Regions from separate parts of the Homo sapiens genome. Here regions 2 and 3 are each linked to region 1. A link is a loop called in an ENCODE intact Hi-C map of the cell type or tissue named here. Cell type or tissue: GM12878. All regions are shown on one strand. Each heading gives the region's core, and the rest is flanking DNA. Links, peaks and the distances in the headings are about the cores only.

Region 1 (8,204 bases), core at 1,906-6,905:
GTGTAAAGCACTAAAGGGGATATGCCAGAAACAGCATACAACAATTGCTATCCTCTGAGAGTTCATAGCTAACTGAAGGTGAATTCTACAAAAGCAAAAAAGCATCGTAAGGAAATTCCAGCAGCCATTCTTTTAGTTTATACTATAGCAGTGGGGTTCTCAAGGTTCTCCGGGGAACCATTAGGCAATGTGAGAAGGGAGGGCACCTCAACATCTAGGTGGGTGTTGATGGCACTCTAGAGCAACAGTGCCAACTGCGTTATTACATACGCTGATTTTAAATACAGCATGGCACATTCAGGCAGAAATGGCTCAACTGATGAGTGTATTTGTCTCCAGAGAAGACAATGGAATACATTTATCTCCAGGGAGAAAGGGAGGCCGGTTTTTCAGTTTGCCTTCTAACTTTTGAATTTTGTACTATCATATGTATTATCTTGTCCAACAACTACTTATAAAAGGAGTGACTTTTAGGACTGTATTGTAAGAATACATTCAGGACTGAATATAAAGACCTGGAAGCTAGCTGTGCACAAATGATCTCTAAAGCCACACATCAGAGAGCCAAAGTTATGTGAGCAAGGACTGCCCCTTAGGCACTTCCACATTTAGGTAAACAGAGTGAAAGCAGGGACAAGTGGGAAGACAGAAGGACTGCCATGTGACAAGAAGAACCGCATTCAGAAATACAACTAAATGCATCATGGAATGTACCTGGAATAGGGAAGTGGACAGTGAGGGCCCCCATAGATTTAGAGGTAAGAGAATGAAGGTTCCCTCAGTGTTAGCCAGCAAAATTGTCATATGTTGGATGTAACTGGCAAATTGAGGGAGTAAACCAGATGAGCTGTTTGTATGCCCTTAAGAGCCTGGGAATCCCCAAACTGCAATGTGACTCACCTGGAATGCACCTGAGATTCGTTTAGGGAAAACCCAGTCCATTCTGTGGAATCTAGTTTGAAAAAAATACTGTGGGAAAAAAAAGAGAGAGAGAGAGAGAAGAAAGGCTGACTCCAAAAGTCAGATGATGAGATCATGCATGTAACCACTGATAAAGGAAAGGATACAGTGGCTGTTAGTGGGGAGAGGTGGAGTCAAGGCTATTCCAGCAAGGAGATGGACCCATCAGGCTTTTCCAGTCTATTTATGAGCATACCATAACCAATTGCCTCTGTTCTTCCTCTGTCCTTTCTAAGCAACTTTCTGATGACAACCTGGGGTCCCCTGCTACTTGCCTACTCAGAAAAAAAATGCTCTGCTCAGCCTGAACATACATTCTGCTCTGCAACAGCCAAATCTCTTATCATAAATTAATCGATTGGCACTCTGGTTTAGCCTCAGGCTCTCTGAGCCTGATTAACGTGAGCCTGACCCCAAGAGACAGTCACCCAGGCTGCTGACGATTTCAGCTTTTGAGCCAGCAATGGCATTGTCTAGAGTCTGGGCAAATGGAGAAGGCCCCCTGTTGGGGCCTCTTGCAGCCTGCCAGCAACACCTGTGCCACAGGCCTTACCATCAAACTGCAATAGCATCTGTTTTCCCAGGTCTATTTCATAGCTCACTCCTGTTATGACAGCCATGGCTCTGTCCTCCACATTTGTTTTAAGGGTGAGCCACTATTTTCTCTTAATCCAATCACTTCATATGGGGTAAAAGTCACTGTTAAAAGCCAACAGAAAACCGCGTGGCATAAAGCAATCACAAAGATCACAAACATACAGATTCTTCATCATTGAATTGACTGTCCTACTCTGACATAGTTGACTGAGCACGACACACAGAAAAGAGAGAATCCCTTGTGGCTTAGTGTAAAGAGAGGAAGTAGGCTGTATTTCCTCCTTCCCTGGTCCCATTCCTTCCCTTCTACCTCGGAGGCAACTGTCATTCATTTTAGTCTGTATCCAGTCCAGGTTTACTAAATATACATGTCCGCAGATACATAATAAATATTCTTTTGCTCATTTTAACTTACATAAATAGTATCATATAGAATTAGGAAGCAGGTGTAGCTGCTGGAACAAAGACCAAAATAATGGTGGCTTAGACAAGTTTCTCTTTCCTTCACAGAAGAGTCAGTGCATAAGTATTCCTGGGATGAAGTGGTGGCTCCCTACTCCTCCCTCACTACCCCTCCCTAATCTTCCTGCTCTACCACCAAGAGGGTGTTGCCCTCACCATCAGGCCCACGTGTCAGGCAAAGGGAAACGAGAAAACAACCAGGGAAGGCACTCCCTTTAACGGCACAGCCTCTAAATTACACACACACACACACACACACACACACACACACACACACTTCCACTGATATCCTATTGGCCAAGTACTTGGTCATATGATCATATTTGGCTGCAAGAGAGGCAAGAAAATAAAGTCTTCTTTCTGGGAGGTCATTGAACCTTCTAAAAGTCTATTATGAGGAAAAAAATGGAAAGCAGATACTGGGGGACAAGCAGCATTTTCTGTTGTATTAACTGAATGAATTTTGCTGCATCTCCCTTTTTTAACTCCATATTATGTTTTTTGCAGGTTACTGTGTTAGTCTATTTGCATTTCTATAAACAAATACCTGAGACTGGGTAATTTATAAAGAAAAGAGGTTTATTTGGCTCATGGTTCTGCAGGCTGTACAGGAAGCACAGTGTCCACATCTGTCTCTGAGGCGGGCCTCAGGCTGCTTATAACCATGGTGGAAGGCGAAGGGGAGCCAGCATGTCACATGAAGAGAGGGAGCAAGTGAGAGAGTGGGGAGATGCCAGGTTCTTTAAACAACCAGATCCCACCTGAACTAACAGATCAAGAACTCACTCATTAGTGGCAGGGATGGCACCAAGCCATTTATGAGGGATCCACCCCCATTAATCAAAACACCTCCAACCAGGCCCACCTCCAACATGAGAGGTCACATTTCAACATGAGATTTGGAGGGGACAAATAATATCCAAACCATATCAGTTACTCACGTTGAAACATAAATTCATTCATGTTCACTGCTGTTCAGTTATACATTGTGCACTGAGTCTTGTATAAGGGCTCAGTGACAGATTTGCTTTAGAATTTAAGATAAAAATTCTAAATGCAGTGTATTAATATGCCACAGTTTATTAAACCATGTCCCTACTGCTAGACACCTGGGTCTTTTAAATTCACTACATTTACAAAATGTTTGAGTCACATCTGGGGAAATGTTAAATTAGTCAAATGCCAAATTAGGTATACTCAGGCTATTTTGTAAAGCCTTTAAGATGCTCTACACAGCAAGCCACTTAAAATAGAAAACGACAGTACTGAACTATAGCATACAAGGAGGAAGTAAATTTATGGTCCTCCTAGACTTTTTGTTATTGTAATCAAGCATTACATGGTGCTCTGAGTTTCTTGATAACTGAAACAAAAAGGAAGCATTGTGTGCTATTTAATTCTCATAATCTGATAAGAGGGAATAACCAGTTAAGAGAAATAAATGTTTGCTTAATCCTAAATTCTCAAAGCTGTCAGATGGCCCCTTATCCATGGGTCAATTAGCAAAAAAGGATAACATCTTTAACAACCAGTTATATAGAAAATGCACAAGGCAGGCTGGGCATGGTGGCTCATGCCTGTAATCCCAGCACTTTGGGAGCCTGAGGCGGGTGGATCATCTGAGCTCAGGAGTTCAAGACCAGCCTGGCCAACATGGTGAAACCCTGTCTCTACTAAAAATACAAAAAACTAGCTGGGCATGGTGGCGGGCGCCTGTAATCCCAGCTACTTGGGAGGCTGAGCCAGAAGAATCGCTTGAACCCGGGAGGTGGAGGTTGCAGTGGGCTGAGATCACACCATTGCACTCCAGCCTGGGCAACAAGAGTACAACTCCATCTCAAAAAAAATTAAAAAAAAAAGACAAAAGAAAAGAAAAGAAAATGCACAAGGCTTCTCCAGGAGAAATATTCTTGGGTGACCTTTAGCAAGCAGAGGACTTAACATTGAAAGTTTTTTCTGCGGAGGGTCAAGTTAGTGCCCTAGGTTCATGTCAACATGCAGGTCCTACCCAGAAGAGAATATCCATGAGGACTGGACCACTCCAGGAAAGCTGATCTCCTCCAGAACCCGGTGACTTCCCTGTGGTTCGGTACTTTCAGAGACCACACTATTAGTGACTCTAGTATTATTAGGGGATTTTCCTCTCCCTTCTTAATTAACTCAAGGTTTCAAAACGTTTTGGAGAAGTGAAAAGATACTAGTTATTTCTGTGGGTTTTTTTTTTTCGTGACTGTAAAACACCCAAATATAGTATCTTCCTTTTCATTTTTACTCACAGTTGGTAGTTATTTTTCCTAAACCACAGTTACAATACTCTACCTCAATATACTATACTCAATGTTTTCTGCTTCTTCCTACTACTCTAAGTAATGTGCCCCAAACAGAAAAAGTACATTTTAGTATGCTAATAGTTTCAAATCAGTCAGTGTAGTCTAAGAACTACTTACTGGGCACCCACTTTGTATTAGGGGTTTTACTTACAATATTATCTCTTAATTTTCACCACAACTTTATGAGGTAGGGATTATTAACACCACTTTACAGTTAAAAAAAAAAACTGGATCTTCAAGAGTAAGTAACTGCCCTAAGACCACATAGCTGGTAAACTGTAGAAGTAGGATTCCAACTTGCATACTTCCAATTCCAAAGCCAGAGTTCTTTCTGCTATTTCCTGATGTCTCCCAGATGACAAGTAAATTATGGATATTTGGCTCAGCTTTGTAAATAATATACATGCCTACTACGTTGAAGCCCCAAACCTCCCCTCAACACAGGATGCTCTATATAATCTGGCCATAATGAAGCCCCTCCCCAAATTTTATTTCCTACTGGACTCTACAAGGACCTCATCTCCACCCCAATCTAATTTGGCAGGTTTCACTATTGCCTCCATACTTATGGACAACACATATATTTTTTGAGATCCCCGACAAATATTTTTTGAGATCCCCGACAAATATTTTTTGAGATCCTACTATGTCCCAGGCACTGTTCTAGTGTTTGGAGATATATGTCAGTGAACGAAACAAATACAAATTCCTGCTTTTCTGGACTTCGTTATATTTCTAATAAGGGAAGAAACATAAGAAACAAAATAAGTAGATTACATGGTATGTTAGAATACGGTAGGTGCTATGGCTAAAAATAAGGCAGGGAAAGGGTTAAGGAGTGTAGTGTGGAGTAGAGGATTGTGAGTTTAGAAAGAACCAATAGAAATCCTGGAAAAGAAAAACATGACCTTAGCATTTTTATTTCATTTTCAAGTTCAACAGCAGACTAGACACAGTAAAGAGAGAACTGGCAAACTAGAAGATAAATTTGTTGAAAGAGATTCATTCATCAAGCAAATTAATACTTATTGAGCATGTACTATATATCAGACATTGCGCTAGATTAAATTATTCCATCTTGACAAAATTCCTTTCCACTTGGATTATGTTCCCAGGTTTAATTTCAACTCTTTAAGACCCTACCCAAGCTCCTTACTCACATTGATATCTCATTTCTCTCAATAAGTATCCTAAAAATAATTTTTAAAGAATTTTTAAAGTATTTATTTATATCACAGATTAGTCCAGTTCTTAAATTATTCCCTCCCTAACTAGACTGTAAATTCCTTGAGGATCAGACCTATAGGTAAGATTTCTTTTCTATTTCACATGTGGAATAGCACAGTAACAGGCATACAGTAGGCATTCAATAAACACTTGACTGATTTGGTATATTTTTGGGTCCCTATAACTGAACAGCTTTTTCTTTGTAATGGCTCAGTTACAGTTAGTTCCTGGAAATGGTCACAAAATTGTTAATAACTACATTATGATTCACTGATCCCAAAAATATGAGTCCAGTGGTATAAGGTTAAATTCTGAATCTAATCAAATTTTTGCGAATGTGCCCTCATTCTCGGTTAGTTGAAAATGACAAATGTCGCACAGAGTGTATTTTTCAGTCTTGAGAAGCCTTATACATGCCCTCTGACTTAGAATTGACTTACAATTTTTCCCCTTTAAGATGGTGCAAAAGCGATACACATTCAGTAGAAACTGAACTTTGAGTATCCATACAACCATTCTGTTTTCACTTTCAGTATGGTATTCAATAAATTATGAGCTATTCAACACTTTATTATGAAACAGGCATTGTGTTAGATGATATTGCCCAATTGCAGGCTAATGTAAGTGTTCTGAGCACATTTTCGGTCAGCTGGGCTAAGCTATGATGTTTGGTAGGTAAGGTGCATTAAATGCATTTTCAAATTGCAATATTTTAAACTTATGATGGCTTTATCAGGACATAACTCCATCATAAGTCAAGGAACATCTGTACATTACTTAATTTTATTTCTGGCAAAAGTCCTTAAGGCAGGCAGTGCACATATAGACAGCCCCTGACTTATAATAGTAATCTTATTTTATAAATCAAGATGTTGAAGTCTAGAGATATTAAGTGGTCTGCTCAAGTGAAGATGGGTACTGAAGACTGAAGGAGTGACTCAGACCTGAGACTTCTAGATCCCAGTCCAATGCTCAGATGCATAAACCTAGATGCATGATATATCATTAAGGGGATAAGTGGTAAGGTGAGAATTTGCAGGGCCTTAGAGGGCTCTGACTTGGTAAAGATATGCTTATTTTGAGCACGCAAATAGAAACCAGCCAGTTTCTTTATTAAAAAGAGAAGAAACAAACATTGATAAACCAAGAAAGGAATCCCTATTGCCTGCCTTAATTCAATAAACATTCAGCCACTGGATGCTATGAACCCTGAGACGACTTAGGCAGGATCCTCTTCAGTAAGACCAGAAGCTCTAGCACACAGCACAAATGCTGCAACAGACACAGGTGCTACAAAAGCACAGAGGGGAAGGAATTTCCTTGCCCAAGTCTGTTCTCAAATTCCCACTCACTCACCCCCTAAAACACTTTAAATATAGAATCATGCAGACTCTATGGCTATCATAAATGTACTGACTCTTCTGGTTTAAAATATCCATTGTAACCATTAGCAAATTGGAGATCTAACTGATTTATACCCAAACAAGAAGGGACGATTCTGATATCAATAGGCAAATAGTACCCAAGTGGCTTTAAAACCTTATTTGAAGCTATTTTGATCATAATGTGTTTCTTTTTATTTATTTATTTTTTCCTGTTTCTGATTCTAGTTCCCTGCTGTTTGGGGAAGGGGAAACCACCTTGTACTGAAGTCACTTGGCTTCTGGATAAAGCCAGAACTCTGACCAAAACGATAAAGGCTGCCCAGGACAGAAATGAAACAAAAAATCCTAGCCCTACTTCTCCATTGTGGACACCTGGTCTCATGAGTTATGGCAACACGCATCCACCAGAATAACCGCATTTTCCTAAAGAAATTGTGAAATAATTGGGAAGGGGGTGTCCCATTCTTGAGTAAGTAATCAGCATTGCAGACAAGAACTATGTCATAAAAACCAAAGTTGAAATTGTGTTACATATTCCTGGAAAATACTCAAAAGGTGCTCTGAGTTCTATAAGATGGACAGATACATTATACATACTAATTATACCAAAGGTCAGGTGATTAGAAATGCCACATTGTACCACAAAAATCACCCTGATACTTGTGTTAATTTTTCTTGTATTTGTGTAATAAAGTGTTTTGAAGTTTTTAAGAGAAAATTACTGCACAAGGAGCAGTCATCTTCTTAAATGTCCCAAAAAATACTGATGTAGGGTCATCCAAAATCTTTTTTTTGAGACACAGTCTGCTCTGTGGCCCAGGCTGGAGTGCAGTGGCACAATCTCAGCTCACTGCAACCTCCACCTCTGGGGTTCAAGCGATTCTCCTGCCTCAGCCTCCTGAGAAGCTGGAATTACACATGTGCGCCACTGTACCTGGCTAATTTTTGTATTTTTAGTAGAGATGGGGCTTCATCATGTTGGCAAGGCTGGTCTCGAACTCCTAACCTCAAGTGATCCACCCATCTCAGCCTCCCAAAGTGCTAGGATTACAGGTGTGAGCCACCATGCCTGGCCCCAATCTTTATTCATTTCAGAAACATACTTTAAATATTTATCCAACTGCAACTTTCAAGGGCTGTGAAAGACCTCTTAAAGGAGAACTACAAACCACTGCTCAATGAAATAAAAGAGGACACAAACAAATGGAAGAACATTCCATGCTCATGGATAGGAAGAATCAAT
Region 2 (8,204 bases), core at 1,918-6,917, 61 kb before region 1:
TCTAAATCTATCTAAAAAGGAGTCCAGAAATAAGCTAAAGTACCACAGCAGGAGAGAGCAGTTGAGAGAAGCAAACAGTGTGTGTTGGGCTCTACTAAAAGAAAAGGCACTAGAAGAAAACAATTGCTAATCCTGCAGTCAAACTATAAAGAAAAAGTTTGCTGGATAAGCGCTTGCAGGCTTCATTTGCAAGTAAACATCAGAGACTTTAATGGTCAGGAAGAGCCTGCAAATAAGAGGTGGGGAAACTTAAAATATTCACCACACTAAAAGACATTCAGATCACTCATAGGAATGAACCCAGGGAGATATTTCTCTACCTAAGTAGCTAAAATGTTTTTTGGAGATGTAAGAAATGGAAAAGGAGTATGGAAAAAGGAACTCTGCTGTGGAAACCAAAGAATGCAGGGAAACTGGTCCTTTGTTACTTGCTGAGCTTAGAATAGTGCCCAACTGAGAGAGCTACACACTCCCCTGGTCAGAGAAGGGAACCCCTGTGGGAGCCAGAGGAACAGGGAGCTTCCGTTTTGGCAAAACACCAGCTGCAGGAGCTGCAGCTGTTTCAGACAGAAGCCAGGGCGGAACTATCTTCTCTGTCTCCTGCAGGGTAAAGCACTGCCTGTTTTTCTTCCGTTTTCTTTGTTTTGTTTTAAGCAGAAAGAACCAGGTAATGCTTATAAAGTACATTCCATCCCAGAAGAGAAACAAAAGTCCTTAAGTGGTAAGCAGCAGTTAGGATCTGCAGAGGACCCGGCTTGGCCTCTGCCAGGCCCTCATCTGTAAACAGGGCTGTGCTCTCACTATCTCTCACAGGGTGTCATGCTAGGAATACAAATCAAAACAACATGCAAGGTCTTTCTCAAAAAAGAATAAAAACACTGATCTTGCAGATTTTTAGCTATTAGTCTGGTAAGCATGGAAATCCAAGAAATGAGCCACTGGTTTAAGCGTAGGAGGCTCTCACGCTAGAAGGATTCCAGCATTGCATTAGGCCACTGTCACTGTCCAGCAGCTTGGTGAGTGTCAGTCATTCCTGCACAATAAATTAAGCCCAGAAGAGAAAAACACTGCTTTTTTGCCAGCATTCCAAAATCTAAGGATAATCATGAGGCCTCAGAAAAGGCAAATGTGAATGTCCAGCAATAGGGGACTGCGCTCAGTATCTTGAAATCAAGCCCCAGAAAAGTTCACTTTAATAAAAACATAGTATCTGAGGCCAAGTGAGCAAAACCCTCAGCTGTCCATCCACTGGTAGGCACATGAGAAGCCAATCCCCCAAACTATGTCTATATTCCAGAAACTGCATTTACAATGGGCCCAGACCAAGGAACCAAATATTTTTCTATTTTATCTTTTCTTCCCTTCATTTTTCTTTTTCCTTCTCCTTTTTTTTTTGGTGGGGGCGGGGAGAAAGAGTCTTTCCCACCATGATCTGCAGCAGCAGGGAAGCTTGAGAAAAAGTAGGGTCACTGCCTGCAGGCAACCCTGGGCAGTGTGAGGAAGGGCTGCCCATACTGCAGACGTAGTCATGAGCAAGAGGAACAGAACCTTTGGGTCATCCAAATCAGGGAACCTCCTGGATTGGAATTCATACAGCAATGAATTGTCAAAAATAACACTGGAGACTGACATGGTTGCTGACTTTTAGATTCACCAAGAAGAGCACTTTACAAAACAATCACCTGCCGAGCACCAGTTTAACAGAAAGGCCATCTTACATAGAAAAGGCAGAAAGGATGATCTTGGAATACATGCAGTCCTTTAAATCAAATACATTTAGTGTTATGAAATGCCACTTAAGCCTTCTTTTTTTCATCATAAAAACCCTGTGAACTAGCATGGAGTTAGTCACCTACCCAAAACAGAAATAGTAATTATTATTTTATGATGGTTTATATTATTATATTATTGTTATTTTATATTATTATTATGACTATTATTACTATAGCTTCTCCAACAGTGGTCGTCTCTGCATGTAGAAAATGGTGGAACAAGAAAAGGATACAAAAGCTCCGATGATGAAAATGGGGCTGAAAACGTGCTTCTGGAAGGTAAACAGTGCCAGGCCCATGTAGGAGAAGATGAAGTTCTCTGCCAGGAAATGTAACACCTCAAAGAGCTGCACAGAGAAGGGAAAAGGAAGCTGTAACCCTGCAGTTCCCCCTTCCCTGTGTTAACAAGCAACTCGTGAGTACCAAGCCTCTCTCTCACCTGCTTGGTTCGACTTCTTGATTCCACCGACAGATTGTTGTAGGTGTAATGAGCTTGTGTGATTCCACAGAAAAGGACAGCTACAACACCTGTTAAAACATCCCCCCAAAAAAAATCAATGGAAAAAAAAGAGGCAGGGGAAAAAAAAAACCCTGCTAGAACAAAAAGTTAAGGTAGGCAAGCCTAGCATATCCAACTTCCTGAATATTTTTGAAACTTTCCTATTGCTGGGTCGGGCGCAGTGGCTCACACCTGTAATCCCAGCACTGCAGGAGGCCAAGGCAAGCAGATCGCTTGAACCCAGGAGTTTGAGACCAGCCTGGGAAACATGGTAAAACCCCATCTCTACCAAAAATACAAAAAATTAGCCGGATGTGGTGGCGTGGGCCTGTGGCCCAGCTACTAGGGAGGCTGAGGTGAGAGGATCGCTTGAGCCTGGGAGGTCGAGGCTGCAGTGAGCCATGATCACGCCTCTGCACTCCAGTCTGGGCGACAGAAGGCAACCTTTTCTCAAAAGAAAAAAAAAAAAAAAGAAAAAGAAAAAAAAGAAAAAAAAGTTTCCTATTACTACTGAACACTCCTACAACCCCTCACCTCTCAACCTTTGTGTCTCCCAACCCTGCCTTCCTTCAAAGCCAAGTACCTCAACATCCCCTCCTTGTTCCAGTTTTAAGGGTATCTCCTGCCTCCTCTAAACTCCTCCAACTACCATCTGTAGTTGGCATATAGCATTCATTCCTTCAAAGAGACTGTGAGGGCCCATCCAAATTTTTGCCATATTCCTCACTGTTTTTAGAATGAATGAACTGAATTTCAAACTAATGCTTTATATACATATATATTTTTTGAGACAAAGTGGATTATATATTATATATCCCTCAGTGGACGGCAGTGGCATGATCTCGGCTCACTGCAGCCTCTATCTCCAAGGCTCAAGTGATCCTCCCACCTCAGCCTCCTGAATAGCTGGGACTACAGATGCACACCACCACACCCAGCTAATTTTTGTATTTTTTTGTAGAGATGGGGTTTCTCCATCTTGCCCAGGCTGGTCTTGAACTCCTGAGCTCAAGGGATCCACCTGCCTTGGCCCCAAAGTGCTGGGATTATATAGGCATGCGCACTGTGCCTGGCCTAGATTTTTTCACAGTCTAGGGCTTTAGACAAAATAGATCAAGAGTACTATTCCATTTATCCAAGCCCCGATCTTCTATATTTCTGGTTAATGGTAACCATTTTGTTGTGCGAGACAAATGACACACCTGGGACTTTGCCTACACATTTACAGATAACTGTTAAATTTTAAGGAAGTGGGGCATTTTGTAATGCTGCATATAAAGATTTGCTACAGTATTTTGAAAGGGTGACAAAAGTACATCCTAAGTACCTGGATTATGTACAGAACTGTACTTGAATTTTCTAATGGAAAAATTCAATGTTTTTTTAAAATGAAAGAATGTGAGGAAGTAAAACCACATGTTTCACCTCACTAATACTATATGAAACTGACACCATAAAAATGTGATATTGAAAAGCAATGATTAAATAGCCCAGAAACAAAACAATGAAAAACCGTGTTCACACTCATCTGAGCAGAGGCAAAATCACCCTTTAAAGGACACATATTTTGCTTGTTATTGCTACTGTTTGCAAAATAACATAGCAATCAAGGGAAATATACAAATAAAATTTTAATAGATTCTTTGCACCTTAACATCTACTTACAGTTAGAATGAGTACTCAAAAATGTAATTGACTTTGGAATGATAAACTTTATCATTAAAATCTACTTTTTCAGGCTGGGCATGGTGGCTCATGCCTGTAATCCCAGTGCTTTGAGAGGCTGAGGTAGGAGGTTCACTTAAGGTCAGGAGTTTGAGACCAGCCTGGACAACATAGCAAATGTTGTCCATCTCTACAAAGAATAAAGAAGTTAGCTGGGTGTGGTACGTGCCTGTAGTCTTAGCTACTTGGGAGGGTGAAGGGGGAAGATCCCTTGAGCCTAGGAGTTCGAGGTTACAGTGAGCTATGATTGTGCTGCTGCACTCCAGCCTGGGTGACACAGCAAGACCCTGTCTCTAAAAAAATAAAATTAAAAAAAGTCTAGCTTTTTGGAAAGTAAATAATCCATTTAAGACAGAACAATAGCCTTGCTCAGCAATCCTCCATACGGACACTTGCTGAACAGTTAAACTCTGTGCAGCTGTTATCTAAGAATTCTTCCCTTCCTTCAAGTTCCCACAGACCCCACTACAGTGAGGGGAAGGGTGGTCCAAGAGTAGAAAAAACCTACCTGTAAATCCGCAGGCTTCTGCCAAGAGAAACGTGCTCCAGGACATGAGGAAGAACAGCGCCGTCTCCAGCAGGGGGAAGCAGTGCAGTTTGGTAAACTTAGTCACGTTGGCATTCTGTCAAGGACCCTGTCTCCAGGTACATGTATCAGGGCCACCAAGAACCATACTCCACTAGCCCAGGACCCCTCCCCAAAGGGCTAGCCTTTCCCTTCAACCTTTTTTTTTTTTTGGAGGCTCTAAAGCTGCTGGAGATTTCTTAAGTAATACAAATTAAGCTTTCCAGTGGAACACAAGTTTTGTAGGGGCTGGAGAGAGGAAGAAACAGGGAGACATTGTTTAATGGGTACAGAGCTTCTGTTTCGGATGATGAAAAAATTCTGAAAGTAGACAGGGAGATGGCTACATGACATTGTGAATGCGGAATTGTGCACGTAAAGATGGTTAAATGACAAATCTCGTTGGCTATATTTTACCACAATTTTAAAAAATTAATCATGTAGGCCAGGTGTGGTGACTCATGCCTGTAATCCTAGCACTTTGGGACCCGAGGCAGGTGGATCACCTGAGGTCAGGAGTTCAAAACTAGTTTGGCCAACATACTGAAACCCTGTCTCTACTAAAAATACAAAAATTAGCCGGGTGTGGTCACACGCATCTGTAATCCCAGCTATTCAGGAGGTTGAGAATCAATTGAACCCGGCAGGCAGAGGTTGCAGTGAGCCAAGATTGCACCACTGCACTCCAGCCTGGGTGACAGAGTGAGACTCCGTCAAAAAAAAAAATTATCATGTAATATACCAAAAGCCATTAAATTTAAATGGGTGACTTGTATGGTATATAAATTATATCTCAATAAGGCTGTTCTTTTAAAAATTCAGAATTCTAGAGAAACTGGCAACTAGTTTTCTGTGCTCCTTGAATGGCCATGGTTCTGAGAGGCATGGTCATGACGTCAGGCTGGCTTGTTGGGTTGGTTCCAGCAGGGCTGTGAAGACAAGGCCTGTGAGACCCTGACCCCTGTGCACCACCGAGGCCACCTGAGTCCACAACAGGTGCCTAAGGAAGGCACAGGAAAGAAAGAAATGCATAATTCTTGAGACAGCTACCAGGTGCTGGTGTCACCTTTCGGGACCAGAGATCCTTCTTGTAACAGTGCCATTCAACACACGGCCAGCATAGAAGCATCTCATGACAGATCTCACTGAGCAATATACGTCTCCAAGGCATCAAAAGGGCCCTTGTGAAGAAAGCAATTTAAATCTGCGCTATCCAATGTGGTAGCTGAACACTTACAATGTGGCTAGTCCAAATTGAGATGTGTTGTAAGAGCAACACACACACTGTATTTCTTTTTTTCTTTCTTTCTTTCTTTCTTTTTTTTTTTTTTTTTTTTGAGACGGCATTTCGCTCTGTCACCCAAGCTGGAGTGCAATGGCACGGCCTCGGCTCACTGCAATCTCCACCTCCCAGGTTCAAGTGATTCTCCTGCCTCAGCCTCCCGATTAGCAGGGATTACAGGTGCACACCACCACACCTGGCTAATTTTTGTATTTTTAGTAGAGACAGGGTTTCACGATGTTGGCCAAGCTGGTCTCAAACTCCTGACCTCAGGTGATCTGCCCACCCTGGCCTTCCAAAGTGCTGGGATTACAGGTGTGAGCCACCACGCCCAGCACACATACCATATTTCAAAGGCTTGGAACAAAGATTGAATGTATAAAATCTCATTAATTATTTTTATCATGATTGGGGGAAGAGCCAAGATGGCCGTATAGGAACAGCTCCGGTCTACAGCTCCCAGCGTGAGCAACGCAGAAGACGGGTGATTTCTGCATTTCCATCTGAGGTACCGGGTTCATCTCACTAGGGAGTGCCAGACATTGGGTGCAGGTCAGTGGGTGCGCGCACCATGTGCGAGCCGAAGCAGGGCGAGGCACTGCCTCACTTGGGAAGCGCAAGGGGTCAGGGAGTTCCCTTTCCTAGTCAAAGAAAGGGGTGACAGACGGCACCTGGAAAATCGGGTCACTCCCACCCGAATACTGCGCTTTTCCGATGGGCTTAAAAAACAGCGCACCAGGAGATTATATCCCGCACATGGCTTGGAGGGACGTACACCCATGGAGTCTCGCTGATTGCTAGCACAGCAGTCTGAGATCAAACTGCAAGGCGGCAGCGAGGCTGGGGGAGGGGCGCCCGCCATTGCCCAGGCTTGTTTAGGTAAACAAAGCAGCCGGGAAGCTCGAACTGGGTGGAGCCCACCACAGCTCAAGGAGGCCTGCCTGCCTCTGTAGGCTCCACCTCTGCGGGCAGGGCACAGACAAACAAAAAGACAGCAGTAACCTCCGCAGACTTAAATGTCCCTGTCTGACAGCTTTGAAGAGAGCAGTGGTTCTCCCAGCACGCAGCTGGAGATCTGAGAACGGGCAGACTGCCTCCTCAAGTGGGTCCCTGACCCCTGACCCCCGAGCAGCCTAACTGGGAGGCACCCCCCAGCAGGGGCAGACTGACACCTCACACGGCCGGTTACTCCAACAGACCTGCAGCTGAGGGTCCTGTCTGTTAGAAGGAAAACTAACAAACAGAAAGGACATCCACACCAAAAACCCATCTGTACATCACCATCATCAAAGACCAAAAGTAGATAAAACCACAAAGATGGGGAAAAAACAGAGCAGAAAAACTGGAAACTCTAAAAAGCAGAGCGCCTCTCCTCCTCCAAAGGAACGCAGCTCCTCACCAGCAATGGAACAAAGCTGGACAGAGAATGACTTTGATGAGCTGAGAGAAGAAGGCTTCAGACGATCAAATTACTCTGAGCTACGGGAGGACATTCAAACCAAAGGCAAAGAAGTTGAAAACTTTGAAAAAAATTTAGAAGAATGTATAACTAGAATAACCAATACAGAGAAGTGCTTAAAGGAACTGATGGAGCTGAAAACCAAGGCTTGAGAACTACGTGAAGAATGCAGAAGCCTCAGGAGCTGATGCGATCAACTGGAAGAAAGGGTATCAGTGATGGAAGATGAAATGAATGAAATGAAGCGAGAAAGGAAGTTTAGAGAAAAAAGAATAAAAAGAAATGAGCAAAGCCTCCAAGAAATATGGGATTATGTGAAAAGACCAAATCTACATCTGATTGGTGTACCTGAAAGTGACAGGGAGAATGGAACCAAGTTGGAAAACACTCTGCAGGATATTATCCAGGAGAACTTCCCCAATCTAGCAAGGCAGGCCAACATTCAGATTCAGGAAATACAGAGAACGCCACAAAGATACTCCTCGAGAAGAGCAACTCCAAGACACATAATTGTCAGATTCACCAAAGTTGAAATGAAGGAAAAAATGTTAAGGGCAGCCAGAGAGAAAGGTCGGGTTACCCTCAAAGGGAAGCCCATCAGACTAACAGCGGATCTCTCGGCAGAAACTCTACAAGCCAGAAGAGAGTGGGGGCCAATATTCAACATTCTTAAAGAAAAGAATTTTCAACCCAGAATTTCATATCCAGCCAAACTAAGCTTCATAAGTGAAGGGGAAATAAAATACTTTATAGACAAGCAAATGCTGAGAGATTTTGTCACCATCAGGCCTGCCCTAAAAGAGCTCCTGAAGGAAACACTAAACATAGAAAGGAACAACCGGTACCAGCCACTGCAAAATCATGCCAAAATGTAAAGACCATCGAGACTAGGAAGAAACTGC
Region 3 (8,204 bases), core at 1,586-6,585, 78 kb after region 1:
CAGGAGTTCGAGACCAGCCTGGCCAACATGGCAAAACCCTACTAAAAATACAAAAATTAGCTGGGCATGGTGGCACGCACCTGTAATCCCAGCTACTGGGGAGGCTGAGGCAGGAGAACCGCTTGAACCCAGGAGGCGAAGGTTGTAGTGAACCGAGATCGCACCACAGCACTCCAGCCTGAGTGACACAGCAAGTCTCTGACTCAAAAAAAACCAAAAAACAAACAAACAAAAAACACCTCTGCATGCATCACATCTGCTAACATCCCATTGTCCAAAGAAAGTTACATGGCTAGCCTCAGAATCAAGGGGCACAGAAATATACTCTGTCTCTTCGATCAAAGGAGTTTCAAAGTTACGTGTCAAAGGTACAGATACAGGAGGAGGAGTGAATAATTGGGAACATTAATGCAACCAGTCTACTAAAATCATGGTGCGAGGCTCTAATCTTTGGCACCCTCCCTGGCCGCAATGCATTTTGTGACCTCAGTCTTCATTCTTGCACATCACTTTGATATCATCATTACTCTCCCAGCACATCCTTTCAGGATTAGCTCTAGGGCTGGTCTAAGACACAGATAGATGAATGGGCCACTGATTTGCATTCCAATCTCACAGCTCTAAGCTCTGAAAAGCATCTGGCCCAGGCTAGGCTGGTTTAGTTGAGCCGTGGGTGGGAAATAAGGGCTGTGCTCATGCCTAAGGGTCTGAACTGTTCTCTGTCGCCAAATTGCTGAGCTTTCAAAAGCTGGATGTGACCTTACCTCACTCAGACTTGTTATTTACAGCTGTGTTTCCACTAGTGAGGTCGTTTTGGGGATCTGGAGTCAAAAACCTTCCTCTGTCACTGGAAAATATTTACTGATTTCTAGCTGTGTATCTGACCATGCTAACTTCTTCTTTTTTTCTTTTTTCTTTTTCTTTTCTTCTTTCTTTTTGATGGAGTTTCGCTCTTGTCACCCAGGCTGGAGTACAGTGGTGTGATCTCAACTCACTTCAACCTCTACCTCCAGGGTTCAAGCAATTCTCCTGCCTCAGTCTCCCGAGTAGCTGGGATTACAGGTGCCCACCACCATGCCCAGCTAATTTTTTGTATTTTTAGTAGAGACAGGGTTTCGCCATGTTGGGCAGGCTGGTCTTGAACTCCTGACCTCAGGTGATCTGCCCACCTCAGCCTCCCAAAGTGCTGGAATTACAGGCGTGAGCCACCTTGCCCAGCCTGCTAACTTCTTTTTATATGCTTTAGATCAGTCATCATCTGTATGTTCTCTCTTTCCATCTGAACCAAATTCTTGACTTTCCTCAATCCTATGGCTATGTGATTCCTAAAGTGTCTAAAACAGGCTGGGCACAGTGGTTCACGCCTATAATCTCAACACTTTGGGAGGCCGAGGCAGGTGGATCACTTGAGGTCAGGAGTTTGAGACCAGCCTGGGCAACATTGTGAAACCCCATCTCTACTAAAAATACAAAAAATTAACCGGGTGTGGTGGTGGGCGCCTATACTCCCAGACACTCGAGATGCTGAGGGTAGAAGGATCACCTCAGCCAGGGAGGTCAAGGCTGCAGTGAGCCATGGTCATGCCACTGCACTCCAGCCTGGGCGTTAGGAGTAAGACCATGTCTCAAAAAAATAAAGTAAAATAAGTAAAGTGTCTAAAACACTATGATCATTTTTCTTCCATGTCAACTTATCCTAAATTACTGACCTGGTCTTCTGTAAGTACTTAATGTTGGTGAGCATTGTGCTCCAAACTGAGCGCCCAAAGTGTATACCAAAGCATATTACGGGTTGGATGATCAGACTGGACTCTAAGCTCAATCTATGCAATAAAAGCTGAATGGAGAGTAAAGCCATATCAAACCTTAAGCTAGCACAGAGAGACAACCTGACTAGGCAGAAAATGTATGAGCATTCAAGACACTGGGCCCAGTCAAGGGCAAAGTTGGTAGGAGATAACATGGAGGTAAAATTCAGGAGTCCAGATAATGTCACACATTTGGGTCCCTAAGAAGCAGACACTGAGACGAAGCTTAGTTCGCAAGATATTTATTAAAGAGCGTCCTTACAGACAACACCTGCAATGGAAAGGGAAGGATGGAGAACAGGTCAGACAGAAAAGTCAAGCTGCAAAATAGGCCCAACGGTCTCAACCAGCCTCATGAGAAACGATAGAAATAAAATGACCCTTCAGAGTTGTCTAAGGCTGGGCCAAAAAGACCAGGCCTTATATTCCCGCATCCATCAGTCACTGGATATGAGCCACCAGGAGGTGCGTCATCACCTTGAACGGGGCGACTCTGCAACTGAGGCAATCTCTGAAAGGGCCAAGAGCTGAAGGCTGCCTACCTATAGCTGTCCTAGCAACTGGGACGAGTTTCTCCTTGGTGGGAGACCTGAGAGGTGGATGACAGTGTTAACCACAGACAGCAATTTGGAGACCTTATGTTCCTTTAAAACGCTTAAGTTCCTGCTCCTATAGGTTTGCCTGAATCAATTTTTTTTTTTTGAGCCAGAGTCTCACTCTGTCGCCCAGGCTGGAGTGCAGTGGTGCAATCTCAGCTCACTGCAGCCTCCGCATCCTGGGTTCAAGTGATTCTCCTGCCTCAGCCTCCTGAGTAGCTGGGACTACAACTGCACACTGCCACATCCAGCTAATTTTTTGTATTTTTAGTAGAGACGGGGTTTCACCATGTTGCCCAGGCTGGTGTCAAACTCCTGAGCTCAGACGATCCACCCACCTCAGTCTCCCAAAGTACTGGGATTACAGGCATGGGCCACTGCACCCGGCCCTCCTGAATCAATCTTAAATGCAGGGCCCCAAGCTCAGTCTCTGACAGCAATTCTACAGTGTTTCTTTCAGTCACCTCTGAGATTGGAGTTCTTTTTTTTCCGTCATTTTTGTCCAGTCTGATTTATTATTTGGGAATCATGACATAACTTTGCAGCTATAAACACATAGAGCTTAACATGTTGTGGCAATTTAAAAACATGTCCACAGGCCGGGTGCGGTGGCTCACGCCTGTAATCCCAGCACTTTGGGAGCCCAGGCAGGCGGATCACTTGAGGCCAGGAGTTTGAGATCAGCCTGGCCAACATGGTGAAACCCCGTCTCTACTAAAAATACAAAAATTAGCTGGGTGTGGTGGTGGGCACCTGTAATCCCAGCTACTGGGTGGGGGGAGGGGCTGAGGCAGGAGAATCACTTGAAGCTGGGAGGCGGAGGTTGCAGTGAGCCAAGATCATGCCCTTGCACTCCAGCCTGGGTGACAGAGCAAGACTGTCTCAAATAAATAAATAAATATATGTCCACAAATTCTTTGATTCTTCTTCCATTGAGAAGTGTGGCTTATGCACCTTTTCTTTGAACTGGGACAGGATTGTGACTGGTTTGTAGCCGCTAGAAAGAGGAAGAAATGATGCCGCATGACTTCCAAAGCTAGGCCAGAAAAGGCGAGGCAGCTCCTGACTTCTTCCCTGGGACTTTGACTTTTGAGTCCCTAATTCACCATGTAAAAAGTTGGATTATCCTGAGGCCACCATGCTGTGGGACAGTCCAGGCCATATGGAAAGGTCACATAGAGGTGTTCTAGTCAGCACTCTCAGCTGAGGTCCCAGCCAACATTCAGACACGTAAATGGAGATACTTCCTTGTGGTTCCAGCCCCCAGCCGCTGAGTCACCCCAGTCATCAAGTCTTCCCAGCTGAGGCCCTAAACATCGTGGAGCAGAGACAATGGACTCCCACTGTGTGCTTTGTCTGAACTCCTGACCCACAAAATTAGTGGGCATAATAAGGTGGTTATTGTAAGCCTCGAAGTTTTGGGGTAATTTATTACCAAGCAATTAGGTAGCCAGAACACGCAGGATACAAAGCTTACTATGAGCAATGATAAATGCTCTGGACAGCCTGTGCACGCTTATAGAATATGTTCTGTGTGTCTTTTGGCTCTGCAGGGACCTGGAAATGACTCAAAGAAATTCTTCCTTTGGAAGAATTAAAAAGTAGAATTTCTAGATTTAAAGCCTAGTTTTTGGAGGTCTACTGTGTGCTTTGCTTCAAGAGGCAAGTTTGTGACAAATGAAGCCCAGCCATTCTAAAAAAATCCAAGCATGTAGATGCCTCAGAGGATGTAGGAAATTAGTCATTAACCACACAAGTTTAGTTCCTGATCCAAAATACTGTGTGCATGTTTTGCAATTTAATCTGGTTGGCACTGGATTTTTGTTTCATTTTGCATTGACTAAACATAAGATACAGGTTGGCCCAGTTGCGTTAGTCATAAAATATATCAAGCCATCTTAGTTAAATAGCTTTTAAAGCTAAGAATTTTCTCTCTGGATAAAATAATCTCATTTAGATAATGTTTCCAGATACCTCCAAGTGAGCGTGAATATCAGTGTTTGAGCAATCCAAATGAAGGAAGTCCTTTTATTTTCATAGCAGCTAAGATAATTTATATCATTAACAAACAGAAGAAGTGAGGAATTCCACTTTCGGTTTTAATTAGAATGTAAAGACTCATTAAATGGAAGGAACTGAAAACCACCATCTTCAACAGGTCATAATGTACCCAATGTAACAAGTAAAATGCCTCGGGAAATTGCAGAGCGAAATTTTCCTGGTGCTCAATATGGTTTAAATTCTAGGGGTTGGATTAAGGAAAATATCTACCTTATTACCTATAATGTCTCCCTACTTATTCTAATCAGATACTTTAGAGAAATTGTTGGAGATCACTTGCCAGAAACATACCTCAAGGTTTCCATCTCACCTCTGAAAAGTGACTTAGAAGAAAAGTGACTTTTGACTCCAGTCAAACTGTTTTCTTCTAAACCCTTGACGTCAACAATTTTTACTTAACATGAAACCTATATATTGCAAACAATTTCTCTTCCTACTTAATGATATTGGGGGATGATATTGGGGGATCTTCCCGATAATACTATGGTAGGACAAGTTGAAAGAAGAAAAACCTCAAAAAGGTATTCTTTGTCACTTCAGTCAGTAGGCAGCATTTGATCCTGAGGTTACAGGGCTGAGAAAATGAAATGGAGAAAATATGTATTGAAGGCTTAGAGGTGGCAGGAACTATTATTATCACATAGAGAACTAAAGCCGAGAGATAGTAACCTGCGCAAGATCATGTAATCAGGAAGGGGTAGGGCCAAACTTTGAACACTGGGGCACCTTTGACTAGGAAGCAGTACTGCTTCTTGGAACAGAGCTTATGAAAAACGGGGCCTAGAAACAGTAGGAAACATTTGAATACACAAGAGTATGGTTACCCCCTATCACATCCAAGGAAAAACAGAGGAATCAGGTAGATCATGAGCTGGTTGTTTTGCATCTTTCTATTCCATTTCTTCTGTATTCACTCATCAATTCTAGCATTTGTCTCTCTATGCCTTGTTAGCCCACTCATCCTCCACTTTCCTAATCACCCTTCCTATAGCCTATGCACTTTGAACACAGAGACCCACCCCACTCCATCCTAGTTGCTAGGAGAACTTAACAAGGTAAGGTATTTCACAATAGAACTGTGTAAATTGTAAAGTGCCATTTAAATGTGAGGTATTATTATTATTTATACTAATTTGATGTTGCGTCCTGTTCTACCACATTGCCTGGAATGGAATCTAATTCTTCTTCTTTTTTTTTTTTTTTTTGAGACAGAGTCTCGATCTGTCACCCAGGCTGGAGTGCAGTGGTGCAATCTCGGCTCACTGCAGCCTCCGCCTCCCTGGTTCAAGTGATTCTCCTGCCTCAGCCTCCTGAGTAGCTGGGATTACAAGCACGCGCCACCACGCCTGGCTAATTTTTGTACTTTTAGTAGAGACGGGGTTTCACCATGTTGGTCAGGCTGGGCTGGAGAGTTTTTTGTTTTTTTTTTTGTGGTAAAACACACTTAACATAAAATGTACTTTTTTTTTTTTTTGAGACAAGGTCTCACCCTGTCACCCAGGTGCAGCAGTGCAGTGACACGATCATGACTCACAGTAGTCTTGATCTCCTGGGCTCAAGGTATCCTCCTGCCTCAGCCTCCTGAGTAGCTGGGACCACAGGCACGCACTACCATGCCTGGCTAATTAAAAAAAAATATGATTATTATCTCTATTTGAGACTGAGTCTTGCTCTGTCACCCAGGCTGGAGTACAGTGGTGCAATCTCGGCTCATTGCAACCCTCTGCTTCCCGGATTCAAGCGATTCTCCTGCCTCAGCCTCCCAAGTAGCTGGGACTACAGGTGCCCGCCACCACGCCCAGCTAATTTTTGTATTTTTAGTAGAAACAGGGTTTCACTATGTTGGCCTGTCTGGTCTCGAACTCCTGACCTTGTGATCCACCTACCTCGGCCTCCCAAAGTGCTGCAATTACAGGTGTGAGACACCTCGCCTCACTATGTTGTCCAGGGTGGTCTTGACTTCCTGGGCTCAAGTGACCCTTCTGCCTCAGCCTCCCAAAGTGTTGTGATTAAAGGCCTGAGCCACCACCCCTACCAACATGTACTATCCTAATCATTTCTTTATAAGGATATAGTTCAGTATCGATAAATATATTCACATTGTTGTGCATCCAATCTCCAGAACATTTTCATCCTGCAAAACGAAAATTGTAAGGCCAGGTGCGGTGGCACATGCCTGTAATTCCAGCACTTTGGGAGGCTGAGGCAGGTGGATCACTTGAGGTCAGGAGTTCAAGACCAGCCTGGCCAATGTGGCAAAACCCTGTCTCTACTAAAAATACAAAAATTAGCTGGGTGTGGTGGCGGGCGCCTGCAATCCCAGCTACTCGGGAGGCTGAGATAGGAGAATCACTTGAACCCAGGAGGTGGAGGTTGCAGTGAGCCGAGATCACGCCACTGTACTCCAGCCTGGGCAACAAGAGCAAGACTCCATCTCAAAAAAAAAACGAAAACAAAAAACAACTAAAACTGTATATCCATTATCCATTAAACACCAACTCTCCATTTTCCCTTCCCCTCAGCTCTTGGTAACCACCTTCTACTTTCTGTCTCTATGAATTTGACTACTCTAGGTACATCATATAAGTGGGATCATACACTATTTATCTTTTTTTGTGACTGGCTTATTTCACTTGTCACAATGTCCTGAAGGTTCATCCATGTTGCAACATGTGTCGAATTGCCTTCCTTTTTCTCTTTCTTTCTTTCTTTCTTTTCTTTTCTTTTCTTTTTTTTTTTTTTTTTTTGAGACAGAGTTTTGTTCTTGTCACCCAGGCCGGAGTGCAATGGCGCAATCTCGGGTCACTGTAACCTCTACCTCCTGGGTTCAAGCGATTCTCCCACCTCAGTCTCCCTAGTAGTTGGGATTACAGGCACCCGGCACCATGCTCGGCTAATTTTTGTATTTTTAGTAGAGACGAGGTTTTGCCATGTTGGCCAAGCTGGTCTTGAACTCCTGACCTCAGGTGATCCGCCCGCCTTGGCCTCCCAAAGTGCTGGGATTACAGGCATGAGCTACTGCGCCCGGCCCCTTCCTTTTTAAGGCTGAATAGTATTCCATTCTATGTATATACCACATTTTGCTTATCCATTTATTCATCCATGGACATTTCAGTTGCTTCCACTTATCCTCAGAGCTTTTTAAAATTAGTGCCACTCCCAGTTCACACAAAAATAAATGATCCCCACCCTTTCTACCCTGCTTCCTACTCTGCACTGCCATTTGTTTGTCAGAGGCTGACCCTCCTCCCTTCTTTCTCCTATGCCTTCCTCCTTGCCTTGAGGATGGTTTCACTCCTATGCCACCCCTCCTTTCTTTTGCATCCATCCCTGTTCCCTGCCAACCAACCCCAACTCTGGGTCTTTTATTTTATTTTATTTTAAAGACAGAGTATCGCTCTGTCACCCAGGCTGGAGTGCAGTGGTGCGATCTCGGCTCACTGCAACCTCTGCCTCCTGGGTTCAAGTGATTCTCCTGCCTCAGCCTCCCGAGTAGCTGGGATTACAGGCGCCCGTCACCACGCCTGGCTAATTTTTGTGTTTTTAGTAGAGACGAGGTTTCACCAGTTTGCTCAGGCTGGTCTCGAACTCCTGGGCTCAAGCTATCCACCTGCCTCGGCTTCCCAAAGTGCAGGGATACAGGCATGAGCTGCCGCGCCCGGCCTGGGTCCTTCATTTTAGACACCAGATGCTAATCCTGGGCTTCTGGAAGACCCTTTCACGTTTCTTTTTCTGCTGG

Evidence for each region. A loop is a pair of places that touch in the nucleus more often than their neighbours do. Peaks named below come from ENCODE experiments on the same cell type or tissue, not always from the same donor. Only the 100,000 strongest peaks of a DNase experiment are listed, where the experiment ranks them.
Region 2: a loop joins it to region 1, with 7 times the contacts of the local background. A loop is called at or near these places in 1 of 110 quality-filtered maps.
Region 3: a loop joins it to region 1, with 6 times the contacts of the local background. A loop is called at or near these places in 1 of 110 quality-filtered maps.

What each region holds. Positions count from the first base shown.
Region 1 is chrX:46,709,644-46,717,847 of GRCh38, forward strand. The region is part of intron 1 of SLC9A7 (solute carrier family 9 member A7); the gene reads right to left. Among named protein-coding and RNA genes, the nearest start is that of SLC9A7, 45 kb to the right of the region's middle. RefSeq lists enhancers at 308-1,507, 4,502-4,601. In GM12878, for the core only: no CTCF peak of the experiment used is centred there; a DNase peak (open chromatin) is centred at 4,218; H3K4me3 peaks cover 2,235 bases; H3K27ac peaks cover 4,893 bases.
Region 2 is chrX:46,649,105-46,657,308 of GRCh38, forward strand. It overlaps SLC9A7 (solute carrier family 9 member A7), which reads right to left. Exons shown (of 17, transcript NM_001257291.2): 8 at 4,505-4,610; 9 at 2,212-2,300; 10 at 2,006-2,119. Among named protein-coding and RNA genes, the nearest start is that of CHST7, 79 kb to the left of the region's middle. In GM12878, for the core only: a CTCF peak has its summit at 4,574 (motif pointing right); no DNase peak of the experiment used is centred there; H3K27ac peaks cover 1,894 bases.
Region 3 is chrX:46,788,458-46,796,661 of GRCh38, forward strand. No RefSeq gene overlaps it. Among named protein-coding and RNA genes, the nearest start is that of SLC9A7, 33 kb to the left of the region's middle. In GM12878, for the core only: no CTCF peak of the experiment used is centred there; a DNase peak (open chromatin) is centred at 4,184; H3K4me3 peaks cover 649 bases; H3K27ac peaks cover 1,848 bases.